2 separate regions of the Homo sapiens genome follow, and region 2 is linked to region 1. The links are chromatin contacts, found by Hi-C in ENCODE. All regions are on one chromosome and are shown on one strand. The core of a region is the stretch at or near the end of the contact, and the rest is flanking DNA. Distances in the headings are between cores, read along the strand shown. Region 1 overlaps ARHGAP24 (Rho GTPase activating protein 24). Region 2 holds the start of PPM1K (protein phosphatase, Mg2+/Mn2+ dependent 1K).

The links. Hi-C counts contacts between places; a loop is a spot of excess contacts on that map. Pooled maps may share reads with other maps.
Region 2: a loop to region 1 is called in a map with no recorded cell type, with 11 times the contacts of the local background. The contact joins the promoter of PPM1K here to the enhancer-like site in region 1. A Hi-C loop is called at or near these places in 3 of 37 single-sample maps with no recorded cell type and 5 of 50 pooled maps.

What each region holds. Positions count from the first base shown.
Region 1 is chr4:85,780,499-85,786,445 of GRCh38, reverse strand. All of the region lies in intron 3 of ARHGAP24 (Rho GTPase activating protein 24), which reads right to left. Among named protein-coding and RNA genes, the nearest start is that of MIR4451, 61 kb to the right of the region's middle. Within about 2 kb of position 2,790, at least 3 of the 41 ENCODE cell types and tissues checked have a DNase peak (open chromatin) inside an H3K27ac peak, as active enhancers do.
Region 2 is chr4:88,281,841-88,287,787 of GRCh38, reverse strand. It overlaps PPM1K (protein phosphatase, Mg2+/Mn2+ dependent 1K), which reads left to right and starts at 3,227. Exons shown (of 7, transcript NM_152542.5): 1 at 3,227-3,382. PPM1K-DT (PPM1K divergent transcript) reads right to left here and starts at 2,858. Exons shown (of 5, transcript NR_134238.1): 1 at 2,727-2,858. RefSeq lists a silencer at 2,865-3,084 and enhancers at 2,819-3,342, 3,255-3,344, 3,385-3,444.

The sequences.
Region 1 (5,947 bases), core at 1,541-4,040:
AAGTTCAAAGTCAAGAAAACATTGTGTGGAAGGCTTCCCCTACTAAAAAGTAGCTCCTATGAATGAAAGAGGATGGATTTCTAAGATGTTATTCCTGCTGACAGCCAAAGATGAAGAGAGAAAGGAAGAGAAGCCTCAGGTTTATTTCTGCTGCAGGTTTGAGACTTTGCAATGGAATTAATACTCCAAGAAGTTGCCAGTATGGCTGCAGGTTCTTAATGAGGAAACACATTCTAGAGTTGCTATGTGATTATTGATAAGTTCTTAACTTAGTTTGGACAGTTTTGGTCATTAGAGAAATATGTGGGGGTTAATTACGAGATCATTAAGATCCCATCCAACTTCCCAATTGTATGACTTATGCAACTTCCATTTATAAGTAATTAGTTAATTAAGGAAATGAAATAGGCCATAGATGTTAAGAAAAAGCCTAAGTCCTTTTACAGAAATAAAAAAAAAAGGTAGTAGTGGTCTCTGAGAGAAGCATTAGAAGAAACACTAACAACAGCCTTCCAAAAACCCATACTGGGTATAAGAAATGATGGTCACTTTATCTTCCCAAAGTGACAAGGAGGTGTCACTCTGGAAAATTAATTTATGACTCTAGGGTAGCAGTTATAGCAAAATAATATTCCTGGCACATGTCTGAAGACCCTTAGTCATTACTTTGAAGTATTTCCACTTAAATTTGACAACGGCACTGATGGATTCTTAAATTGAAAGAAAGGACAGTATTCTGGCAAATGAGGCAGCCTGGTGTCAAAAAATGTGGGATAGGTTTCTGGCTACTCCAGTTGCTTGTTTTGTGACACTAAGAATAAATAAAGAAAACCACATATAAGCATTGAACAAAGGAAAGTGTTTATTTGCGTTATGTAGTTTGTAATTGTTAAAAAGAAAAAAAATCTGTTTTACTTTTCTTGCTGCTCTTTCTTAAAAAAACAAAACAAAACAAAATAACAACAACAACAACAAAAACAGAACAAGGAGATGATTTTATCTCAAAATAAAATATAATACTCACTTGCCTTTGTTTTACCACCACTTGCAATCGGGCCAAGACCATTGGTATTATCTGAATTTAACTTTACTGTAGACTTCTTCAAAACCCAAATTGAACTCAGAGAATAAAGCAGTCTCTTTAAGATAAATTTGATTCCATTTTTATAATGTCTAGTACAAACAGAACAAAATGTTTTCTTTTGAGTGCTGAATGAACAATATATGGGAAATGCTCAGAGCACTGTGGCTGGCACATAGAAGGTTTTGACATAGGTTATTCATTATTGACACCCTGAAACTGAGTAACACACAGGATGACACACGTGAATGCACCAAAGCTGGACCTCAAATTCTGAAATTCAACTTTACAGCCTCTGCTTCTGTCCATCTGCTAAGGACTCATTGAAAAGTTGGGGGGTATAATTATATCTATCTATATTTATGTGTCTATATCTAGATAGGAAAGCAGATAGAGAGATAGAGAGATAGATAGATAGATAGATAGATAGATAGATAGATAGATAGATAGATAGATAGAGATATATAATCATCTTCAAATTGCCAAATGTATAGAGGATAGACTGTAGTAGAAAAGGATTGGGGCGGGGACAGTAGGCTAACAAGAGGGAATTAAATTCTGAGCAAGAATGTGGCCATGGAAATAAAAAGGAAAAATGCCAAGGAAATGGTTGCTAAAATTCTAATTGGCACCTGGTTGTATAAAAAGTGATGGAGGAGATGAAAGATGGAAGGCTAGTTTGACTGAGGGAAAGACATGGAGTTTGAAGCACTGGAATACCATAGACAGCATTGAATAGGAGGCCCTGACCAGCAGGGCAACTGTCTGAGGTTGTGCAGGCTGAGCAGGGGCTGAAATCCAGCTCAGTTTGCTGCCAAGCTGAAGATCCTGATGCGAGCATTGTGCATCTGGAGGAAGGGGACGTTTGTTACAACTCGCACAAAGGGTGGAAGAGGCTTTGCTGATCAGATATCCACATTGAGCTTTAAGATGAAGCCATAGGCCTATATGAAATTTTCCAAGGAAGAAAGACTAAGAGAGAAAACAAAATAAACACAGACACTGAAACCAAGAAGGTGGGAAGAAAACAGGAGCCCTCTAACAAGAGGGAAGAAAAAAAAAAGCCTAGGAGAGGGGCAGAGCCATAGGCTATGCACTAGATCTCTACAAGATCTCTAATATCAAAAGACAGAACTATTTCAAGAAGAGCATGAGGGTAAACAGTATAGATGGCAGAAAGAACAGAAGGTGAAGACAGAGATAAAAAGCTGTTGAATTTAACTGTTAATTCAGCCATCATGAGCAACCTCTGAGAGGTCATTTCAATATTGTGGTAGAAATAATGCCAAAGTGCAAAGGGCAATCAACTCAGAGGGAGGCAAGGGAGAAGAAACAAAAAATATAAATTTTTCTTGGCACCAGGAAAAAAGAACATGGTTGAAAAGGCTGAAGATTTGTTTGTTTGTTTCATGTAGAAGAGGCCTGAACATCGTTGTGCAGTGAGGAAAAGCAAAGGTGCAAGTAAAAGGACATAATTTATGAAGCAAGTCCCGGTTCCATCTTCATAAATATTTTGTTTAAAAGTTCCATAAACACCAGTGGCCCAGGAAATGCTTTAGCAAATACTCATTAACAAAATGACAGCTATTTAAAAATGTTCCCATAGCTATCATATGTTTATCACTCCTTGAGAATAAAGTCTGGCATGGAATCGTGACTGTTTTCTTTAGTATGAGAACCCTTCCACTCCCTGGGGATTTTCAGAGAATGGGGTACATGATTGACCTCTTACTCAGACAGAAGGAAATTATGCTTTCACTTCCTGCCCCCTTATGTATTTGTCACTCAGTCATTACTTCTGGCTAGATACAGATATTAGACTGAAAGCTTGGAAGCCAAGGTTCTAGATCAGTGATATTTCAGGACTAGTTCTCCTACTCTTAAAAAAAAAAAAGTGATCAGGACTCACTAATTTCCAAGTCATTTCAGTTCTGAAATAATCAAATGAGCAAAGTCATATGTAAAAGAATGCTTATCCTAATTTTATTCACAGCAGAAGTCACTGAAACAATGTAGGTCCCCAACAATAGGAGCCATGTTCTATTATGTACAGTATAACCATAGAATGGAAGAATACACAACAGTAAAATTTTTTTTCAAAGTGTTCTGATTGATATAAAACAAATAATTTCCACAATACCTACAGCAAAAGAAACAAAACCAAAAAAGAAAAGGAGGGGGGTTATAGAATAACACTTGAGACCTTCTTGTCCTCCAATTCCACTTTCTGAATTATTATTGACTGTAGATACCCGATGCTTTTTCTTCTGGCAATTTACAGTTCCAAATTACTGTTTGCTAACAGTAATTTCAGAATTTATTAAATGGCTTTGCTTAATGAACTGTTCATGTTTTAGCATGATTCAGCAGTATACTAAGTAACAAATACTCCAATAATCAAATATGAAATAAAACATAGCAGTTTTAACATCATTTTATTTGTCGATGTCTTTTTAAATTAAGGTTTGAAAGTAATAGTCATTCAACAAACATTTATTTCATGATTAAGATGTATTAATACAAAAAGAACCTTGGATTCATATTACCTCTTCAACTGTCCAGAAGCTCCAATTTAATATGTTAAACAAAGGCCAATATGTAGGAACATACTTGAGTCAGTTTGAGTATCTTTTTTCCCTGGGAGATTGTAATTGAAAATGAACTAAATGTGGATTTTTCAAAGAACAAAGCATTTATCTCTTTCTCTGTTCAACAACTTCAGAAATCTCAATATCTTCTCTTCCCTGAACACAATCAAAAGCACTAAGCTTGACAGTTCCTTGGGAAACATAAATCTTGCTCACTGAATTCTAGTTTATAAGGGGCTGAATTCTGAGGCTTCTGGAGAATTCTCATAAGGTTGTACTAAGAAGCACCCTTATAAGGTGTTATCAGTGAATGCTAACATGCATTAATTCATTTAAATGGTTGTTTCCTTTTCCAGGTTTGAAAAGTATCTTTCTAAATCGAAGTCTTCCTAAGCGTGTATTCAAAATGACACTGACATTTCAGGAATTTTAAATTTAGGTCTTATGGTACAAAAGTTCTAAATTTAAAATACATATTCTTTAGTATGTCGAATTTCCTATTTAGGTATGAACACGAAAATTAAATTTCGATTAAAATGAAAGAGGAGTCAAGTGAGGAAAAGCTTTACTGAATTGACTTAACATAGCATATTTTCAGTTTAAAACAGCGGTGTTTCAATTGGAATAACATTTCATTTTAAAATAAGTCATGCCACCTAACTGAAGGTAGGAAGCAAAAATAAGCACAATTTCTAGACAATTGTTTTTTTTTTCTTTTTTTTTTCTTTTTTTTTTTTTTTGAGATAGAATCTCACTCTGTTGCCCATATTGGAGTGCAGTGGTGTGATCTCGGCTCACTGAAACCTCCGCCTACCAGGTTGCAGTGATGCTCCTACCTCAGCCTCCCGGGTAGCTGGGATTACAGACATGCGCCACCGTGCCTGGCTAATTTTTTTATTTTTTGTAGTAGAGATGGGGTTTCACCATGTTGGCCAGGCTGCCCTCGAACTCCTGACCTCAAGTGATTCGTCCGCCTTGGCCTCCCAAAGTGCTGGGATTACAGGTGTGAATCACCATGCCTGGCCTAGAGAATTGTTTTAGACAAAGTTAACAAACATATGCATATCCCAAATTCATTATTGCAGACAAAAGCCAGTCTCTAATTCATTGTTTCAAACAGAAAAGTTTGTCATATACACCATCTGATGCTTTAACACTTAGGAAAAATTTCTACAGTGACTAGGTGAAACTTGTATTTTTTTAAAAATTAAAGAAAAATGAGCTTCTAATACAAAAGTCTTCACAATGTGATTCCAAATAAAGTTAAATGATCAAGTATTTAGCCAAGGAATCTAATTAAAGTTGAAACATAGAATTGCCCTGGACTCAGCTTATAGCTTAATAAATGTATGTAATATATCCAGTTTTTTTCTTTTGTAGAGTGAGATTAATAAAAGTGACTACTATCATTTTCAAGATCTTTGAGAAATCAGTGATTCGTTTTGCTCTAAAATGCACAATATAAAAATATTAGAAGAAAACACATATTGTCATATATTGTGCTACTAATTCATTGTACATGGTTTATAAAATTGCTTTGTAGTGTTTTTCAGCTTAAAAGAACTTGTAAGTTAGAAAGCCATTCAAGAAATCAGAAAAATCACTGAGAAAATAAATCTTGCCTTATTCATTGTTTTCTTAAGCATAATCTCCACACAGAAGAATTGAATAAACCAGAAAATGAATATTTTTTTCCTTTTCTCTCTTTCCTACAAAGCATTATTATGCTGTTTCCCAGCTAGACATGCATGTGAACAGCGTGATTGTGAATGGGACTAAAATAAAACACTTAGTGCTTGATTAATATTAGGTATGCCTCTTGGGATTTGTTTAGTCACTGATTCCTTGACACACACCTCCAGTAACTTTATAAAAAGAACAAACCACACTTTCTGTATAAGATGCAGTAACACATTACTTATTCCAGAACTACTTCCATGGCAACCTCTACTACAGAACACAACTAAGAACTTGGACACAAGCCAAGTGTCTCCTGAGCACCCAAAATAGATGTCACTGTGTCTATGTCCTTTGGCACATGCACGTTTCTCATAAGAGAATCTCTTGGACCCTCAGATAAAGTTATTGCCTCTTATTCGTCCATAATTTTTTATAAACTTGTTCATTTTCTGGTGTTCTTGCTCCCAGCACAAAATAATCATGAAGAGGTTGTTGAGGTTGAAGGAAGTTATTAGAGATATGCAAACTGTCTACACCAGTAAGTAAAGAAGTCACTCTTCAATATGGAAGGTGGACACAGGAGGAAAAAAAAAGTCCT
Region 2 (5,947 bases), core at 1,978-4,477, 2.5 Mb before region 1:
TCTCGGCTCACTGCAAGCTCCGCCTCCCGGGTTCACGCCATTCTCCTGCCTCAGCCTCCCAAGTAGCTGGGACTACAGGCGCCCGCCACCACGCCGGCTAATTTTTTGTATTTTTAGTGGAGACGGGGTTTCACCGTGTTAGCCAGGATGGTCTTGATCTCCTAACCTTGTGATCCACCCGCCTCGGCCTCCCAAAGTGCTGTCACCTAGGCTAGAGTACAGTGGTGAGATCATGGTTCACTGCAGCCTGGACCTCCTGGGCTCAGGTGATCCTCCCACCTCAGCCTCCCGAGTAGCTGGGATCACAGGTATGCGCCACCATGCCTGGCTCATTTTTGTATTTTTTTGTAGAGACCATGGTTTTGACATGTTGCTCAGGCTAGTCTTGAACTCCCAGCTCAAGTGATTGGCAGCCTTGGCCTCTCAAAGTGCTGGGATTACAGGCATGAACCACTGTGCTGGCCATGAATTATTTTTGTGGTGTATTTAGCTATGCTTCAGAGATTCAAAACCCAGAAGCATATAATTCAAAAGAAGTAAACTGCTGGCTTTAATTTTAATGAGCTGTGGTAGAGTGTGAAATGGTGTGATTTTCAAAGGCAATTTCAAGGACTGTTTTAGTATCAAAGATATTCTTCAGAACAGCCTAAGTGGCTTTGCTTATCATGTGACTCTGGATTCCAGTCTGTTTTGGTACAAGGATTTAGCAAAGTCATGATGTTCTCAGATGCTGGGCATGCAAGTGGTTATAAAAAAGGTCAAAACTCCAGGACAATTCAAAATATTTTACACTTCCAAGCTTAAAATTTCCCACATCTTTCTTGTTACCAAAATTTTTCACATTTGTGAAAGCAAAGTCCTCATTATCTGCACCAAATTTTGATCCAAATGATTGAGATATTGCAACACATGATACTACATTATTGATGAGCAGATTTTTAAAAACTTAATAGTAACTTAGCTACCAAAATACTCCATCAAATGAAAGCCATCACCAACAGATATGTAGTAGAATGCTCATAGTAGCACTATCTATAATGGCTCTAAATGGCAAACTGCCCTAATGTCCATCAGAAGAATGAATTCATAAATTACAGTATATCCACAGAATGGAAAACAAAATGAATGATCTACAACTGCATACAACAATATGGAAGAATCTCACAAGTGTAATGTTGAGTCCAAGTAGCCAGAAACAAAAGAACACATACTTTATGGCTTTATATATAACAAGTATAAAGATAGGCAAAACTACCTATGCTGTTGAAAGTCAGCATAGAAACTCCCCTTGGAAGAAGGCAGTGCCTGGAAGGCAGGTTGATGGGGTTCCCAGGTATTAATAATGTTTTGTTCCTTGATCTGGGTGCTGGATACAAAGGTGTCTGCAGACTGTGAAAATTCATTGAGCTGTCTACACTTAGGATATGTGCACTTTTTAAGACACATGTTTCAATAAAATTATTATTTTTTTAAATTCCACGCCAGGTACAGTGGCTCATGCCTGTAATCCCAGCACTTTGGGAGGCTGAGGTGGGTGGATTGCTTGAGTTCAGGAGTTCAAGACCAGCCTGGGCAACATGGGGAAGCCCCATCTCTACAAAAAATATAAACATTAGCTGTGTATGGTTGAGCGTGCCTGTAGTCACAGCTACTTGGGAGGCTGAAGTGGGAGGATCACTTGAGCCTGGGAAGCAGAGGTTTCAGTGAGCTCAGATAGCGCCACTGCACTCCAGCCTGGGCAGGAGTAAAACCCTGTCTCAAAAAAAAAAAAAAAAAAAAAAAAAAAAGAAAGAAAGACAAAAGAAAAAAAAATCCAGGAAGTCTATGAAAAGACATCAACTCAACATAATATTACTCAAGGTTATTACTATAATTTGTGAGCCGTCAATATGAGAGTCACTCTCTAACCTGGTTATTAAATGCACTGGATTCAAAACAGTTGTCCCTGGCCTAGAATAACTAAAATGCCAAATCAAGTTAATTATTTATCTTTAAAATCTCTAATCTCTCTGCTCTTCTCTCCCTTCAGTGATATTGTCATAGTTTAATCAAAGTCATCTTCCACCTTAAATTTCATCTGTCATCATCTCCTAATCAGTTTCCCAATAGCTTATTTTAACTGTTCTTTGCACACTAACCAAAGTGATGTAAAGTCTAAACCCAGACCCTTTCACTTCTTTTTTTCGAATGCCTCAATAGAAGCCCATTAAATTTAAAATGTAATGCCAACTCCAAGCCCCTGTCTGCCTCATCTCTCTCACATCATGCTGTTCTTTCCCTCCCTCAATATGCTGGAGACACTTTGGCTTTCTTTCTGTTCTTCCAAAACGCCGGGCTGTCTCACCGAGAGACCTTTGTCTGCTGTCCCCTCTGCCCAAAACAATTCATCATTTTATTGGTTCCATGGCTGAATGACTGATGGTTTAAATGCCATCTTATAAAGTTCTCATATAACAATCTTATCTGAAGTTATCCTCCAGTGTCCACACCATGCCTATTTCTTTCCTTGACATGATTAATTACTATTCTATGTGCTTGCTTACTTGTTGGTTTTCTCCCTCTTCTTTGTTAGACTGAAAATTCTATGAGGGCAGCTATCGTGTCTAGCTGTGTTAGGGGCGTATCCCCAGTGCCTAGCAAATGTATAGCATACAAGACGTCCTTCAATAAACACAGAAATACTTGTTTAATGAATTAATAGACATTCCCTAAAGATCACAAGATACCTGTTCAGCCACGAAGAAGACTGCACTGTGCACTGCTGTTCAAAGACATGGCAGTGAAATCAGATGCCTTTCAAACTCTAAGCCTAAGCAGTATTGGCATTCCGTTCTCGGTTTCCTGGCTGTCACAACTACAGTCCCTTAGCCCGAAGCGAAACCCCCTCCGCGCTCCGCCCGCTGGCTAGGTACCAAGTCTCGCGGCCCCACCCACCGCGCAAGCGCGCCCCCTCTTTGGCTGGGGAGCTAACCTCGGGAGGGCGGGGCGCCGCCGCGAGCCACCACTGGCACAGGGTGACGTCGCTCCGCCGCGCAGCTGGAAGCCTGCGAAGTCAAATAGCAGCCGCGGGGAGGCTCGTTCCCATCGGCATCTGTGACTGGCTGCGATCGAGGGCCCGGGCGGCCGGCCAGCCGTCTCGCCGAGTGCGGACTGGCCGGATCTGCTGTCAGTCAGCGGGAACAGACTTCTCCCTCTCCATCTGGTCAACTGCGGGAGAAAAATTTTCGAGAATTTCCAGCAGGCAAGGCAGTGGCCGCTTTGACTGCTTGCTTCGGAGATCCGAGACGACGGAGAAGGCACTCTTATTTACCGACCAAGAAAGCTCCTCCCCCGTCCTCCGTTAGCTAATTAAAACATTTTTCAGGGACGTAGCCATCCAGAGGTAAGAGCCTAGAGAGTGCAATTCATTTATTTCTGCTAACCATGTATGCTGTTCTTTATTGGCGGTCGCGGAATGGAGAGTAAACGGAGAAGGGTTTCCCGGGAGGTCGAAGGGGAGACGTCGGTTTCCGTTCCCCCGCCCCCCGAGTCGGCGCTTGGCCGGCGGCCTCTCGGAGTTCTCAGAGCGTCGCTTTCTTCCCTTTGGAGGTCGTGAGCAGCTCGTCGGGGTGAGGCGGGGCCCAGCTGGGCTGCCTGCGCCCCGGGCGGCGGGTTTCCAGCCCAGACTGCGCTCGGCCTTGAATGTGGCCGCAGGCTGGAGGGCCAGCGCGGCGCGAGGCGGGCAGGGTGGGTGGGCTGGGACTGGAGACCCTTGCCCGAGGCCCCGGAAGCGAGGATGCTGCGGGGTGGGTGCCGCGTTGCCTCCCGGGCGAGGGAAACGTGGCGACAACGGGCTCGGTACGCCCAGAGGGAGGTTGGGAGGCGGAGACCTGGCGGCAGAAGGTGCCGAGGGAGCCCAGCTATTTGCGAGGCTTCGCAGGCAGGCGGGCGTGTGTTCTTCCCACCGTGTGTCACCCTGACCACCCGCCTGTCAGGGCCAGCGAGCCGAGGCCAGGATCCTGAGCTGTACCCAGGTGAGCTTTTCAGGAGGTCCGGCATCGTGAAGGATGCACAGCCCCGGCTGGTTTTGATCCGAAGACTTGGGTTTTACTTTGCGCAGGGAGCGCTGTAGTACTCAAGGCGTTGTAGCTGGTGATGTCTTTTTCAGCAGCCGCTTTCTGTAGATGAGGGAATTCACCGGATGTGACAAAGAGGCTCCAGGTGGAAATAGCCAGGGAATTTGCAGTCTCAAAAGCTCCACGGGCTTTTCTGAGCCTCCCACTGCTAACGTGCAGCAAGGCCTCATCGGTTCTTTCCGTCAGGGCGGAGGAATGAGGCTGTCCTTCGGTTTCAGAATGAGCGACTAAAGTGACAGATTACAATGACGATGAAAAAGAGCAATGAGACCGGTAGCAATGGCTCACGCCTGTGATCACAGCACTTTGGAAGGCCAAAGCGGGCTTGAGCCCAGGAGTTCGAGACCAGCCTGGGCAACACATCGAAACCTCGGCTCTACAAAACATACAAAAATTACCCGGGCGTGGTGGCATGTGCCTGTGGTCCCAGCCCCGGAGGCTGAGGTGGGAGGATCTCTTGATCCTGAGTGGTCGAGGCTGCAGTGAGCCGAGATCGCACCACTGCACTCCAGCCTGGGCGACAGAGCAAGACCCTGTCTCAGAAAGAAAAAGAAAAACAGCCATGGTTTGTGGTGTTCTGGTTAGGCAGCTGTGGCAGGAAGAAGAGCAGCACGTGCGTGTGTGTGTGTCTGATAAAATACCTTAGTTACAATATTTGAGTAGTGAGTTCTCGCTAATAATTTTTTCTTGCAACCTTAGTCATTACTACTGATCACCCAGGCAAATTCCTTGACTGCAATCCTTAGAGACGAGGAAAGAAGAGAGGAGAGTGGCTGGTGACATAATAGACTGTGAAGGAAAGTTCTTAAAGGCATTATAAAGTTACAGGTTTGGGATATAGTCTGTGGCTTGTATGCATATTTACTAACGTGTCTTAAAAGATATCTATGGGAATAGAATACTGAGTACTTTTCACTGCTCACATTTCACACTTTTCTCCAGTCACACATCTGAACATAGACATATTCACATTAAACCTAAGGGGAGTCCTTTGGAGTTTTTATTGTTGTTTTCTTTTTTCCCCTCAGGTAAAGCAGTAAATTTTCTTTCCCTTCCTCCTAGCAGGGTATTGAGAAAGAAGGTATTGGGGTCCCAATTAGCTGAAATACATTCTGGAAATTTCCATACTATTTGAATTTACTGGGATGCCTTAATTGATTTTCTAAAAAGGTCGATAGGTAAATATTTGGTTTAAGAATATTTAAAAGGGCTGTGTTCTCATTGTGGAAGTTGTAGATACCTAAATGCCACTTCATAATGGGCAGATAGGAATGCTTTCTTAAAATATTTTTTCTAGAGGGATAAAATCTAAGCAGGTTTCAGAACTTTAGAACTCCTGAATAATTTTGGCATGTGCTTAAACTGCCCTTTTGACCTGCTTTTAACATACAAGAACAGTTTAACTCAAATCCAGTGCACCTTCCTGCCAGAGAAAGTGCTTTCCTTTTGGATGACTTGACTTCCAAAGATTGAATATAATGTTAAAATGGTTTATAAAAATAAACTAGCCATGTTTTCCGATCAAAAAATTGACCTAAATCTCCCCTGCTTACTTAAAAAGATTCCTTCTCTCTCTTAGTTTGTGGAATAATGAACTCATCCCAATTTTTAATTGCTGAACTGACAAAAGACAATCCTTAGGTGTTTGCTAGTTTGTTCTCCACTCTTTTTGTTTAGAGAACACTGATTGCTTTTTTTTTTTCCTTAAGGTTTTTGTTTTTCACATCACAAGTTCTACTCCCCTTGCCTTGCTGGTCAAAGCATAGTCATTCCCATGGGCATCGGCAGAGCTGTGGGGTCTATGATGGCAGATCCCAATTGTGGAGTTCTGG